Linked DNA regions of Homo sapiens: region 1 is linked to region 2. The links are chromatin loops, found by intact Hi-C in ENCODE. Cell type or tissue: Caco-2. All regions are shown on one strand.

Region 1 (8,000 bases), 160 kb before region 2:
CTCTAATTTAGTACTAGAAAATGTTTCAAAAGTAGAGAAAGAAAACCTATCATATATCCCCTTCTTTTGACACCTTTTGAGTCTTAATCTGACACCAGGTGGCAGATATTTTGCTTTAACATTAAAATTAGTGAAAGTAATCCCTTAAATTCTTGATCTACATTCAAACCATTGACTTATTAATAGGTATGAAAAGCCTATAGTGCATAATGAATCCTTTCATGTTCAGATTTGAGCTTCAACTTTAGCGCGTATCCTTACGGGACAATTAATTCATAAGAAGAGTGACCAGAGAAAACTAAAATATAATATTTGGTTTCAATCTCTAACATCGAACAAAAGTGCTCTCAACAAAAAATAAAATTCCCACAAATAAAAATCCACACTTAGATAAATTATAGACTATTTTTACTGCTCAATTTTATACAGGATTAATCCAACAATCCTTTAAAATAGCAAAATCCTGGCCGGCTGTGGTGGCTCATGCTTGTAATCCCAGCACTTTGGGAGGCCGAGGTGGGTGGATCACAGGGTCAGGAGATGGAGACCATCCTGGCTAACAAGGTGAAACCCCGTCTCCACTAAAAATACAAAAAATTAGCCAGGCGTGGTGGCGGGCGCCTGTAATCCCAGCTACTCGGGAGGCTGAGGCAGGAGAATGGCATGAACCCGGGAGGCAGAGCTTGCAGTGAGCCGAGATGGCGCCACTGCGCTCCAGCCTGGGTGACAGAGCGAGACTCCATCTCAAAAAAAAAAAAAATAATAATAAATAAATAAATAAAATAGCAAAATCCCTAATATATTTAATTTGTCCACTTTTATATACTTTAAGTCATCCACTAATTTTCAGAAACTCCTAAATAGTAAATACAAGGCACTCATTCATTCATTCATGTATTCATTCATCAGTTCATTCAATGCACATGTGCCAGGAACCAGGCATTGAACTAGGTGTTAGAAGTAAACAGAGGCAACCACACTGCTGACTTCACAAAGCTTGCAGTCCACAGGTGAAGAGTGGAATCCAGTTAGTAATTTCCAGTTACATTGTGTGTCATGAGAGAAGTAACGAATCCCATGAAGTTTTAACCCTAGTGAATACAGTTGGTGACATTAGACTATTAGCTCAATGAAGGCAAAGGATAGAGTCAATTTTGCTCAGTACTTATCCCCAGGGCCTGTCTAAGATTTGGCACTACAGTGAGTGCTTAATAAGAATTTGCTAAATGAATTCCACAGCCTTGAATCTTAGACTGCAACATAAACATTTCTAGATATTTTATATCCTTAATCAGAAGTATTTGTTGAGAACCAGTGGTATGTACAATAAACACTGTCTTACACATTAGATTCTTTCCTTCCCATAAACATATATTTGAATGACATATACATACCCCTTTTATCCCAAATGTGCAGAATATTCTCCAATTTCCCTTCCAGATCGACCCTCCCTCTTTTCCACCCTGCTGTGTATCCTGAGGTAAACTCTATGGACTACATCAATGAGCTCTCTTGGCAGGTTCGACCAATAAGAGGCTCAGCAAGTGATCAGAGAGCCTGGGAAAAGAAGGTCAGGATATTAACACCCCAGCTTCCTCTCTACCATGGCACAAGTTAGCCTGGACTAGTCAGGCCATCTTCTCAAATTCACAGGTGTCAATCTAGCTCTACCTGGGTTCCAAGAACTTTCTCTTGACTTAGCCCTTCAGGCCTGGACGTGCTAATGAAAACCTGCCGCTGCCAACCCTAGAAGCCTTCCCCATACCTTGGAAGTTTTTCTTAAGTGTGCTCTCACCCCTGTGTCTCACTGGAGTCATCACCTATTTCCCACCAGGTCTCTGATTCACACAGAAATGTATTACAGTTGTATTTATTTCCTAGGGCTGCTGTACCAAAGTATCACAAACTGAGTGGTTTAAAACAACAGAAATCTATCGTTCCATAGTTTTGAAGGCAAAAAGTCTAAAATCAAGGTGTTGGCAGGGCCATGCTCCCCTGCAAAACCATTAAGGAGGGATTCTTCCTTGCTGCTTTGAGCTTCTGGTAGTCCCAGACATTCCTTGGTTTGTGGCAGCACAACTGCAATCTCTGCCTGTCTTCACATATCCATCTTCCTCTGGATTCACCTGGCATTCTCTTTCTTCTGTGTGTGTGTCTGTCTCCAAATTTCCTTTTTTTTTTTTTTTTCCAGACAGAGTCTCACTCTGTCGCCCAGGTTGGAGTGCAGTGGCGCGATCTCGGCTCACTGCAACCTCCGCCCCCCAAGTTCAAGCAATTATCCTGCCTCAGCCTTCCGAGTAGCTGGGATTACAGGCACGCGCCACCACACCTGGCTAATTTTTTTGTATTTTTAGTAGAGACGGGGTTTCATTACGGTGGTCAGGCTGGTCTCGAACTCCTGACCTTGTGATCCACCCACCTTGGCCTCCAAAAGTGCTGGGATTACAGGTATGAGCCACTGCACCCAGCCAAATTTCCTCTTCTAAGAACACCACTAAATATTGGATTAGGACCACTCTAATGACCTTACCTTAACTTGATTACAGGTGCAATGACTCTCTTCCTACATAATGTCAGACTTATAGGTACCAGAGGTTAGCTCTTCAATGTATCTTTCTGGGCGGACACAATTCAACTTATTAATATAGTGAATGTACTCAGAGATACCAGAACTGTTTGAGGGTAGGGAGAAATCTTCACCACACTATACTCTCAGGTTTTAGCCCAGGGCCAAGGACACAGAAGGAGCAATACATGTGTGCTCAAACAGACCAACAAATCAGTAAACCAGTTAATAAATGGCATATACAGCTACTTTTTTAAAAGGAGAAAGATTTATAGTTTTATTATAGTAAACAGAGACTAAAAGAACAGAAGTTGCCTAACCACTTCTCTGTTATAGAATTATAAGAAGGGATGCTGAACTTACAGCTTGCCTATACATCCAATTTCAGGCATATCTAATTCCAATATCTCCATGAAGATCTGTCTGGAGAAGTAAACCTCTTTAATCTAACATGATCAGAGAATATCTACTGAACGACTCACTACTTTGGGCTGGATTCTAACATAAATTCTGAGAATACACAGTAAGAATGGCATACAGTCGCTGCCTTTAAGGAACTCACATTTCTAGTGGAGCCAAAGCAACCTTACATTACAAATGCCGAGGGGCATGTGCATTGATGCTCATTGATCATTTCTCTGCTTTATTAAAAAAAGTGCTCAAAACATGATTTTACTTACATACCCCTTTTATCCCAAATGTGCAGAATATTCTCCAATTTCTGCTACAACTGCTAACTGCTACAACAAGAGACACTTCAACCCTTTGTCTCTACCACTGCTAACTGACATGTCCTTTCAGCATTTAGGGTTTGGTCTGGGTCCCTCTCCTTCCTCCCCACCCCAATGCTAGGCTATCACTCCCTAATACCAGAGGGCTTGGTTCTATCAGCTTATTTTTTCTGCTGATCCGTCCTCCCACCATCCACTCTCTTCTAACCCACTGCAAATAATGTCTTGTCAACTATGAAACCATGTTAGAAATGTACATAAATCCGAGTAAACAGGCCTTGAGTAAGGGCCCAGAGAGTCTTCAATAAGTGAATTGAACGTGTTCCAGTATATGGACAACAGGGAATCTATCTTTGGTTTCTCAAAAGGCTTTCACCCTTTTTTTGGCTTCAAATTACTAATCCAGTTCTCCCCTCACTCCCCTGCACCACAGTGCTTTTCTATGTTGAGTACTAATCACAACCATTTTTGTCTAATTTTGTGTTTAATTATTGTCTGACTTCTGCAATAGAATTTCAGCTCCTTGAGGCTATAAACCTCATGGACGTATCATTAGCACAATCCCTGGTACATGCTGCACGTTATTAATAAATATCTTCCTCTTCTAACATTTATGAGTCCTTACTGCCCCAGGCACTGTATGAAATACTCCACATGCTTTATCTCATATAATCTTAGAGTTGGCCTAGCAAGAGAACCATCACGTCATGATGCCTTCCCTACAGTGCACACAAACAGCTTTCAGGTAAATAAAGAATTTAAATGTAGTAAGAAAACACACACACACACACACACACACACACACACACACAACAACCACTCTACTTTCCCCTATATAAACCTCATTCTCTACAAAAACAGAGAACAAATTCTCTACTGATTTCTTATTTCTTAACCCAGGACTTGGATTAACTGATTCTAGGGACTCTCATGAATACTTTCATTCTCATTTAATCCAAACCAGTAAATTTACATTACTCAAATGCTTTTTTTTTCTTTTTTTCCCCACACAATATAGAAATATGGAAATATTCAAAGACTTTTATTAAATGAATTTTTATCCTTCTTTCTGGCCAAAAATATTAGGAAAACTATCTGCAGTATGAAGATTTATACAAACTCATAAAATATTAATAATGTTTAAGGCTATTTTTGTTTCACATAAAACCTTCATTATTTCTCTCCTCTATAAAATTCAGTGCTACAGAGTTAATAGCATATAGAAAATTTACTAAAATTAGACTTTAATTTCAAATTATTATTTAGACATGAAAAAAACCAACAATGTTGAATATAAGCCAAAAATCCCAGTTTCATAGCAGCGAGTGGCAAGTTTAAAATGGTGCTTATTTTTAATTTTATGTGCAATGTATAATTTACTGTAAAAACTAAATCATATAATTAATGGAACTCACTATGAGAATTAGCTAAGATGCTAGTTGTTGATCTGACACCAGGGGGCAGACATTTTGCTTTAACTCTAAGGTTAGCTAAGGTATTCTAAATCTTTTAGTTAAGGGACTGGAGACCTTTCTTTGGGAATCATATTACCATAGGAATTTCCAACTTTTAAAAATTAGTAAAGTGCCTAGAGATTAAACAGCAGTTAAAAACACTTAACAGCTGTGATCATGGAGCCTCTGACCACTAATGTGTACTGAACTTCCTATGTGAGGGTCATCAATCTGTTAAGCAATAGATCCTAAACAGACACAGCACTGGGGCTCAGGAGCTTCCAGTCTAGGGCTGGAAGTGAACATTAATTTCCTATTTATTCAGATGGGGCAAGGTGGCTCATGCCTGTAATTCCAGCACTTTGGGAGGCCAAGGCAGGAGGATTAGCTTGAGCCTAGGAGTTTGAGATCAGCCTGAGCAACATGGGCAACATAGTGAGACCCCATCCTATAAAAAATAAAAAAAATTAGCTGAGCATGATGGCTCATGGCAGTGGTCTCAGATACTTGGGAGGCTGAGGTGGGAGGATCACTTGAGCCCAGGAGGTCGAGGCTACAGTGAGCTATGATTGAGCCACTGCACTCCAGCCTGGTGACAGAGACTTTGTCTCAAAAAAAAATAGATTTTCATTCAAATTATTAAAGAACTGAAATGGTTATTACTGATACAAAGGAAATGCACTGTCCATCTTCTTCACATACCTCACAGAAGAAACACAGAGCCAAAGAAGGCTTGAGATGAGGAAATATCTCAAAATGCAAAGCACCTTGCTAGATGCTGAAGGGCAGTGGCTCTCAACATGGAAGCATGTAGGTGTCTTTTATTTTATTCTTAGTAAATACTAATTAAGAAAAGAACCATACTGTAATGAATTCAATATAGTTGTTTTTTTTTTTTTTAAGACGGAGTTTTGCTCTTGTCTCCCCAGCTGTGCACTGGCATAATCTCAGCTCACTGCAATCTCCAACTCCCAGGTTCAAGCGATTCTCATGCTACAGCCTCCCAAGTAGCTGGGATTACCGGCACCCACTACCACACCCAACTAATTTTTGTATTTTTAGTAAAGACAGAGTTTCGCCATGTTGGCCAAGCTGGTCTCGAATTTCTGACCTCAGGTGATCCTCCCACTTCGGCCTCCCAAAGTGCTGGGTTTACAGGTGTGAGCCACTGCACCTGGTCTCAATAAACTTTTAAAGAAACTTGTGTTTTAATAGTCTCAAGAGCGTCTATATATATTAATATTTGAAAAAGAGTCACACACATATAAAACACATGGTGTACATACAGACTGAAATATCACCTGATTCCCAAGAGGTCCGAGGCTAGGAATGACTACAGTGTGTGACAGATATAAAAATGATCACCAGAAAGACACTGGAGACATTGCTGTCACCTCAAAGAGCCTTAGTTCTAATGGAGATAAAACAAATGTGCACAGGAGTTTCATATAAGATAGAATGTAAAACACAAACTCCAGCTCCAAGGCTCAGGAGGGTGTGACATAGTGATGTGGCAGGCAATCAGAGGCTTCATGGTAGAAGCAGTGGAAAAATGGTTCAGCAACTCTCGTGTAAATATAATAGAAATGTTCTCTTTTGTACCTACAACAAGGTGCTCATATAGAAGATGGAAGAAAGGGTGGCCAGAAATAGCCTATGCCTGGATTGTTTTCTTAACCTTGGGTATTTAGCCCACAGCATACTTGACAACTGTCAAAGATGTGGTGCCCAGACCCAAGTCAGCAAGCTTGCCCCAAATCAGGCAGCTATGAAACTGGACTAAGTCACATATTCTTCTAGTCACACATTCAGGCTAAGGACATTTGGCTCCTACCTGACCAGAGCCGTGGTCTCCATGCTGAGATATAACTTAAATTTTTATTTGGTAACAGTCACTTTTCAAGATAAATGTGCATCTACAAGATTTGTATTTGGTAACAGTCACCTTTCAAGACAAATGCATCTACCCACCTGTGAGGCCATTTAGTGAGACTGAAGAGGAAGCCTGAATACAAACCACTAGAGAAAAACACTGTCTTATCAACAAGATTTTACTCTAGAAAAAAAGAGAAAAATATTCAATCATATTTATAATTAAATTAGTATTTTTTTTAAATCAAGCATTCCTGAATATTTTCCTTGGGAAAAAAAAGCGTGGAAAATTACTTAACAAATGTCAATCCAACCGTCAATCACGAAAAGGGTTTTTTGCAAGGTAGCTGGATCATATAAGCTTTCTGTGGTTCCTTCCTATCCCTATCCTCAGTTCCACAGTTCCTTGACCATATGAGTCATCATGAAAATTATGAAGATTTTATACTTACAAATAAACAAGCAAAAGCTCATTTTCTCCAAGATTCCATTTCAGTTAGTAACTAATTCGTATACACATTAGATGAAAAATGTTCTAATTCAATACAATTACGGGAAACAAAAAAAATTGCTCATTAAAGTCAATGAACTGCAGATTAATAAGAGTACTTGGAACTCATGATTTTTTTTTTAAAAGAAAACTATGAGATACACAGGAAAAGTAATGATAGAAAAGGCCCTAATACTGGAGCCAAAGGATTCTCAGCCTTTCCTGGCTCCATGACCTTGGGAAGTTTCTTCCACTGAGATGGTTTCTCATCTGCACAATGAGTTCGGGTAACTTGATGAGCTCTGAGTTTTTCTAACACTCTCTAGTTTAAGAATCTGGAAGGAAGGCTATATACTTTTTTCTGCTTAACAACATGTCTCAAAAAAGCTGTATAATAGAATCTGTACAATTAATTTGAGATCTCTAGAAATTAATATTTTTATGGAGTTGCTAGCAACTAAAAGACTTGATGTCCAACATACAACAGACAATCTTTGGACACATAAAAGAATTCTAAGATGGCCCTAAGATTCCTGCATCCTGATGCACATGCTCTGAACAGTTCCCTCCCCCAACTATAGGCAAGACCTAGAAATATCCTATTGTGATTATGTTGCATTGTAAGGTGAAGGGATTTTACGTATTTATTTACTTATTTTTATCTCTGAATTCTGAGCTTCAAAGGATTTTACATATTTAATTAAGATCCATAGTCAACTGTTTTTGTTCTAATTTAAAAAGAGACTATTCTGTATTCTGGATGGGCCTGACCTAATCAGGCAAGCTCCTAAGAGAGAAGCAGCAGCAGATATTCCCATGCTGGCCCTGAAGAAGTAAACTGCCATGTACAAAAGGAGGCCACACAGCAAGGACCAAAGGGCAGCCTC
Region 2 (8,000 bases):
CTATTCACCTTTGAATCCCAAGCACCTAGCACTGTTCTTGACACACAACAGGAGCTCAATAAATTTGGGGAGTCAAGACTCCTGTGCAGGGTATTCAAGTCCCCTCTCAACTGGCCCCACTTTCCATTTTCTTGCCTCATCTTCAGTCACTCTCCACCACCAACACCCTCCTGACTACACAGATGGCACATTCCTGCCTCCATGTCCCCTCTCACACTGCTCCCTCTCCCTGAAATGTCATCACCTCTCCCCTACCTGTGTGCCTTGGGAAGTCCAAATCAACAGTCTAGACTTGGCTGAAAAGGGAAGAATTACTTGCTTTTTTACTTTTGTTTGCACAGAAGTTTGGACACATTGTATTAGATCAACAGGCTTTGTTCTCCTGCTGTTGTGCCTCACTGAACCATGTGCGCTGGGGCAGGGCTTGTGTCTTTGCTTTGTTTGTTTTTAATTTTCAGTGTCTGACATGTGGTATATCTTAAGTGCCTCTTGAAAGCCACTTATTCATTCCTTCAACAAATATTTATCAAGTACCCAGTCCCCACCAGACACTAGTCTAGGTGACAGGGATGTATCAGTGAACAAAAACAAAAATCCCTGCCTTTTGCAATTTATATATATAAATATATTTATATTTATATAAATTCCTCTTGGCATTTATATTCCAGTGAGAAGAGAGAGACAATAACTTAAAATGTAAGTAAAGTATGCAGGTATGTTAGAAGGGGCTAAGATCTACAGGGAAAAAAATTAAAAGGTTAAGAGGGATTTGGGGAGGAGTGACAGGAAGGTTTGCAATTTTTAAAACATCGATCAGGGTAGGTTTCACCGACAGACTAACATTTGAGTAAGAATTAAATGAGAAAGGACATTATCCAGGAGGATATCTGGGGAAGAGAACACAAGAAGAACCAGCCAATGCAATGGCCCTGAGGCAGAAATCTGCCCACTGTGTTCAAAAGCCAGGGAGGCTGTGATGGGGCCAGCATTCCAACATCAATCCTGCTGTAGCTATACGATGAAAAGAGAAAATTGAGAACGAGAAGGAAAATTTCTAGAATTTCACAGTTATCTAGGAATGAGGAGAAGGGTCTAAGCTGCAGCTTGGTCATTATCAATGAAAAGAATGGAATGTGGACATGTTTCCAAGGTCCATTCCACCAGAAAACAGTCCTGACTCGACCTTCAGCGTAGATCCATTGCTGCCCCTTACCCAAGCCCTCATTCATCTGGCCTGGATTATTCCAGTGACCTCCTTGCTGCTTGCCCTAATTCTATCCTTGCCCTCTACACTCTATTCTCAACAGAGGAATCCTGTTAAAACTCAAGCCACACCACAGCACTTCTGCTATCAGAACTTGCAATCAGTCTTCTCTGTCCCCACAGTAAAACATGAAGTCCTTATGATTGCCTAGAGGGCCCCAGAGGGTGGCCCCCTCCTTTCCTTTCTAACTACATCTCATATTCTCCCCATAGCTAACTCTCCTCCAGCTCTGTGAGGAGCTCTTCAGAGCACAGACCCACTGTGAGGCCTTCTACAGAGGCCAGTCTCCTCGAGTGCCTACCGATGCCCCAAGACCACGCCCTCCCCACTTCTGCTCCCCATCCGCCCTCCCTTCTCTCCATGGCCCTAAATGTTAAGGCCTTGTAGGACAGATCCCCTTCCTCTATGAAGCTTCCTAGGATGGTCTGACTCACACCAATTTCTACCTCCTTAGGATCCTGTGGCCTTCAGCACCCACACCATTTATCTCAGCCCTTCAACTGCTCCACATCATAAGGGCCCAACTAGACCATACGTCACCAAAGAACAAGCGCCACCCCTTATGCTTCTCAGGCCCTGAAGTACTGACAAGGAACATCACAGCAAAACATGCGAGAGTACAATGTTTTAATTTTTTAATGTGTTTCCAACACATTAAAAGTATGGGGGCATTCACAAAGCTCTACATTTCTGCCTTCTCTTGATGTATCAGCAGATCATGCTACACTGGAGCCTCATTCCTGAACAGCAGAAGCGAGAAGCTGAGCAGTAGCTGTGCCCTTTTTCTCCACTCTATGCCCAAGTTCACTGGTTTACTTTCTGTTGGGTCCCTGTCTTGTCGGCATTTGAGTTTGCTATCTTTGTATTAGGTATTGATTACCCTGAATTTTTAAATTATCAGATTCTTTTGGGAAGTGAGTATGTACTGAAGATAATATCAGTTTTTCCTCATTTATGATATCAACTGACAATGGTGGTGTTTTAGACTTTTCTATATTATAAATATCAATTACATACAAACACATACATATACATACATAGATATGTATTTTAGAAACTGTCCCCTTAATCTTCCTAATAGATTAAAATTCCTGTACTATGGTTCACATACCTTGAAATATAGGGGTTATGATTCCTGGCATGACTAAGTTTAAGGTCAGATATCAGTACAGAAGTTATAAAGAGAAGGAGATATGGCAAAAATAAACATTACTGAGTCGGATGAGGTATTTAACAAACCATTTTAGGAAAATACGTTTCTAAAATTCTTATGAAATTAGAAAAATAACACTGTTTACTGATTTTTAAAAATAAAACTTCGGCCGGGCACAGTGGATCACGTCTGTAATCCCAGCACTTTGGGAGGCCAAGGCGGGTGGATCACCTGAGGCCAGGAGTTCAAGACCAGCCTGGGCAACATGGCAAAACCCTGTCTCTACTAAAAATACAAAAATTAGCCAGGCATGGTGGCACACACCTGTAGTCCCAGCTACTCAGGAGGCTGAGGCAGGAGAATCACTTGAACCCAGGAGGCGGAGGTTGCAGTGAGTCAAGACTGCACCACTGCACTCCAGCTTGGGCGACAGAGCAAGACTCTGTCTCAAAAATAAATAAATAAATAAATAAATAAAAAGTAAAAATAAAACTTCAAGTATTCCATATGAAATATGGATAAAGGTTAGCACAATGCCTTTCTTCTCCAGACTACCATTATCTACATTGTAAAAAAAAATTTCCATCTTCGTATCTATTACTACATTTCAGCACTCAAACTAAGCCAAAGGAGGTAAATCACGTCATAGAAAAATGAACACAACAGTTTCCAGACAAGCCTATCAAGAGTTGAAGAGTTAAGCAGCTATTGCTACCAGAAGAGTTTAGAGGAATCATCTCCTTTGACCTGTGACCTTTGTCTAAGGGTTTTAATTAAGAGAAAAGCAAAATCTGGACACAGAAGTCAAAAGATATTTAAAAAGTCACCCTGGCTTTATCTGTGCATCAGTCATTACTTCAAGTCCAAACAGGCAGGCCTTTCTTAGCAAACAGCTTTCCTGATTAGCAATCAGATTCTGGAGGCTTCCATGGCCACCTCCAGCCCTGCAGTCTGAAAAGCAAATACAATTCAGTCCAAAGCTCCTTTGAAAGCAAACAAACTAAGCATAAAGGTACACCTTCAAACACACTTCAGCAAGATTGAATTCATTGTCCTTCAAATTACATTTAGGAAATATCTTTTTCCTTTCTATTTTTCAACTCAATGTTTTAATTAATAAGCTTTCCTGAGAACATTTGCTATCTATATGCTTTACCACTCTCCCCACAAAAATTGCTTACTTCCTCTGAACTCCCAGAGGACAAGAAAAACTGACAAATGAACATTAGAAAAAAATTGCAATATTTTTAAAAAACACTTAGTAAGGTTTTATAAAATACATTAAAACTAAAGCAAAATGATACATAATCATACTGCTCAGCTATCCCGATTTTTTTTTAAAGGAAAGAAAAATAAGTGAACATAGTTAGAAAATTCAAATACAGAAAAGGAAGAAAAAGTTTTCCAGTTTATTAACAGTTGTACTGTACATCTTTTTCAGGGAAAAAATGCATACACCAGCATATATACCTTTTTTAAAAAAATTATACAAAAGGGAATGGTAATCACATTGATTCCACAAGGCATTTTTTTCATTTTTTATATATATGTACACGTAAGTGTGTATATATATCTTATAAATCTTTCCAAAGGAGCACATATACAGAACTACTTCATTCTTTACAAATATGCTACAATATATCATATAAATATCTTGGCATAGTTTTAAGTGAACATATTTATGAAATTGCTGGTGATTTTAAGTTCTGAAATACATCACCAAATTGCTTTTGAATTGTGTCTATTTCAGAAGATAATTTAATCTCAAACAGAAGTCCCTTTTTTGCACGTGCTGGAAGTATCACAACTGACCTGCTGTGCCTCAAACTGCATCTCAGAACTGCTAGACAATCAACCCCTAGCAGACCAAGTCAAGCTCTTCTAGACAACACAGACTCCGTGAATCAAACCAGAAATGTCTCTAAAAAGCTGGAGGTTGGCAATCACAGCTTTGGAAAGGGTTCTGTATAGCTTAACCTTTCCGTTTATTAGTTTCTGTACTTTGTGTCTAAGAGGCAGACACAGCGACAGGAAAAGGAAGAAAGGGATTAACATCTACTAGGTACTTAACTAAGAATGCTACCAGGTGAGAATACTAGAAAAGCAACAGATTGACCAGAGTCTCAAACCATCATAGAGGTAAACACCTTGGTCCCTCTCTCCCCACTGAAAAATTCTAGGCAGCTCCCAAACAAGGAGTGCAGAGTAAGGGGGAGGGGAAGCCAGGAATGTCCAAGGCTTATCTTCTTCCTTCCTTCTCTAAGCAGCTGCTTAGGAGTATCTGATTCCCCCAGCCACCAAAATACCTCTCAGTAATTCACAGCAAGTTCATGGAGTAGATGGCTGGGCCACATACCTAGCTATAAAACCTAGGACACACTTTCCTTTTTTCTTTTTTTTTAGACAGTCTTGCTCTGTCACCCAGGCTGGAATACAGTGGCTCCATCATTGTTCACTAAAACCTTGACCTCCTGGGCTCAAGTGGTCCACCCACCTCTGCCTCTTGAGTAGCTAGGTTTATAGGCATGTGCCACCATACCTGGCTAATTTTTTTTTAAGTTAATTAATTTTTTGTAGAGATAGGTTGTCCTATGTTATCCAGGCTGGTCTGGAACTCCTGGTCTCAAGTGATCCTCCTGCCTCAGCCTCTCAAAGGGCTGGGATTACAGGTGTGAGCCATCGTGCCCAGCCAGGACAAACTTTTTAGGGCCGGGCGCAGTGGCTCATGCCTGTAATCCCAGCACTTTGGGAGGCCAAGGCGGGCTGATCACAAGGTCAGGAGATGGAGACCATCCTGGCTAACATGGTGAAACCCCATCTCTACTAAAAATACAAAAAAAACAATTAGCCAGGCATGGTGGCGGGTGCCTGTAGTCCCAGCCCCCAGCCCCCCACAAATAAAGAAAATATATAAAGAGAGTTTGCTCTGGGTAAACCACTTCATAGGCAGTGCTTTGATTTATACAAGTATATCATGGAGTTTCGGAACATCTGGATTCAAATTTAAATTAGTGGGTGTAAGACTTGAACAAAAATCATTTGATCTCTCCAATCCTGAGCTTCTCTAAAACTGGGTAACACTGTCTCTGTCAAAGAACTGTTGTGAGGATCAAATGAAGTCTGCCCCCGCCTTGAGCCACTCCCATAAGATACTGAGAAAGTGCTTAGTACTTGGCAAACTGCACATGCAACCTCTCCCCAGAAGGGCTTGCATTTTGGCTGTTTCCCTCAATAATACTTCATTTCGTTCCCTCCAGCAAACTACCACAGCTGCCCTCCTTACAGGACACTGCTAACTAGTTCACTTGGAATTTAACTGATTTGCACTGAAGTAACACAAATTCAACATTCCTTATCACTCATATGTTAATGACTGCTCAAGACCAGTGGTCATTTTCAATCCTATTTTAGAATAATCAAGGATCTAAAGTCCTGATTGGAACTCCAGACTTCTTATTTCTAGGAGAATTCATTCCTCAAGTCACTAATTACTGTCTTACTTTTCATATGCTCTGTGACATTTTAACCAGACACCAGAAAAAAAGCCACAGCAGTAACAAACTATATCCTTGAGCCCTCAAAAAAAAAAAAAAAAAAAAAATCACCCTTACAAACCCAAGCATAGCATGGTTACTATGATTCTAAAACCTGTCCTCAAAGGGCCTCAGATGCATGACGATTACATTCAAAACTATATTCTTTCATCCTTAAAGACAGTACACTAACAAACTGCACCGAAAGATTTTTTAATGCAAGCCAGACCAATGTTGATACTTGTTTTTTATAAATTATTATATGTTTTTTCATAGACACTATCCAAACCAGTAGACTATTTTTGTTTATGAATGAAGCCAAGGATCAATGATCAATGCTTATTTGAATAGATAATAATCAATTTGGAAATTTCAGAAACTTTGAATAGCTATCGTGTCATGCGTATAGATCTTATTTGGACAATATAATCAAATTAAACATTTTATGCATCACAGATCAGTATGAAACTGAGAAAGTACTGTTTGTTCTTGTATCAGTAATTATATTAAAATAAATGACTGTATGTCACTCACAGTATCTTTGAAAGCTGTTAAAGAAAACCTATACTTCACAGATTATTCAACATAAAAAAAGACAAGAAAAATATCAAAAGATATATTATTCCAAACTCTGTTAATGTATTTGTCATAAACATCCTCATTACAGATGTATACAAAATTGTGGCTGTACTAAAGAAGCAAGTTCCAGGCACTCTTTTCTTTTCTAGACAGGATCTGGGTCTTGCTATGTTGCCCATGCTGGTCTCAAGCTCCTGGGCTCAAGCAATTCTCTTGCCTCAGCCTCCTGAATAGCTGGGACTACAGATACGTGCCACCACACCCAGTTCCCTGACACTCTCTTCATTCTGGTGTTGACTCAGTGAATGTGACTAGGTTGATCTGATTTTGCTTCATCTGCAAGCAAATGATCATAAATAGGCCAGAGTCTTCATGAATGTAATTGTACTACAACTCAAACTTCAGTGATTCAATCATTTTGAATCCCAACTTCAGCTGGCAAAAAGGCTCTATTCAAAGTAAACGATGGTTAAGAGGTTACTCTAACCCAGCCATGCTTTGATTCAGCTCCCAAAAGAAAACAAGAATAAGAAGACCTTATCTTTCCAGAACATTATACTACACTCCTCATGGAGTCATTCTGTGAATAGGTCACAAAGATGTTTAAAGGGGCAACAGAGAGAAAGAAAAGATTTAAAGAAGTGACTGGGTTAAAAGTTTCATAACACCTATTTCCAGGGACTTAGAGTTATAAATGAAAGCTTACTTATGGCTTTGACTTTAAATGAACAATAAAAAAGATAATTCCATGTTGCTCTATGGATATGTTTTTAGGAGGTGATATTATCAGTTAAAAGACTTCCCAGGAAAGTAAAAGGGCCAGGTAACACACATGTCAGTTGCCATCAAGCTGGTCTACTCAGGTTGAAATGAGAAGATTACGAAGAAAGCAGGAAGCAGATAAGCCATCCTGAGAACTGAGCCCTCCAGGAACCAGGACGCATGGCTTGACCTACTAACGGCACTGCAGAAAACAGGTTCCAAATCTAATAGCATGACTGTAATCTCCAGTTAAAGCCCAGCAGCAATAGTCAGCTCAGCTATGTGCCAGAGAAGGGAAATGTCTCTGCATTTCACCAAGACTTACATTTAGATTTTTTTCACATTAAAAATGTCATGTCCCAAACAAAATTAGGAGTTTATTAGAAAACAAGAGAAAATGATCAACTAGATTCCAAATGTCACAATAAAGCACTGACTTTTAAACAATTTCCTTTTCAATGTTTATGCATCCATAACGCAGTTGTAACTAAAGATATATATATTTTGCAATCTTCACATTTCTAATATAATTATTTTAATGTCTTCACACTTAGCTATTCAGAATCATACTAATACAAAGATAAAAACAGAATAGGTAAATATAAAAATACAGCTAGCATTTTATACTATGAAAAATGTCCCATTTTCATAAAACATATACAACTACACTATGTTACCAAACACACGCAAGACATTTTAATTCATAGGT

The links. Hi-C counts contacts between places; a loop is a spot of excess contacts. Peaks named below come from ENCODE experiments on the same cell type or tissue, not always from the same donor. Only the 100,000 strongest peaks of a DNase experiment are listed, where the experiment ranks them.
Region 1: it touches region 2 in a loop (3-fold over the local background); 6 of 110 quality-filtered maps call a loop at or near these places.

The regions. Positions count from the first base shown.
Region 1 is chr4:40,971,682-40,979,681 of GRCh38, forward strand. The region is part of intron 6 of APBB2 (amyloid beta precursor protein binding family B member 2); the gene reads right to left. Among named protein-coding and RNA genes, the nearest start is that of NSUN7, 230 kb to the left of the region's middle. In Caco-2, a CTCF peak has its summit at 4,752 (motif pointing right); a DNase peak (open chromatin) is centred at 4,751.
Region 2 is chr4:41,129,174-41,137,173 of GRCh38, forward strand. The region is part of intron 2 of APBB2 (amyloid beta precursor protein binding family B member 2); the gene reads right to left. Among named protein-coding and RNA genes, the nearest start is that of APBB2, 81 kb to the right of the region's middle. In Caco-2, no CTCF peak of the experiment used is centred here; DNase peaks (open chromatin) are centred at 984, 3,328 and 4,628.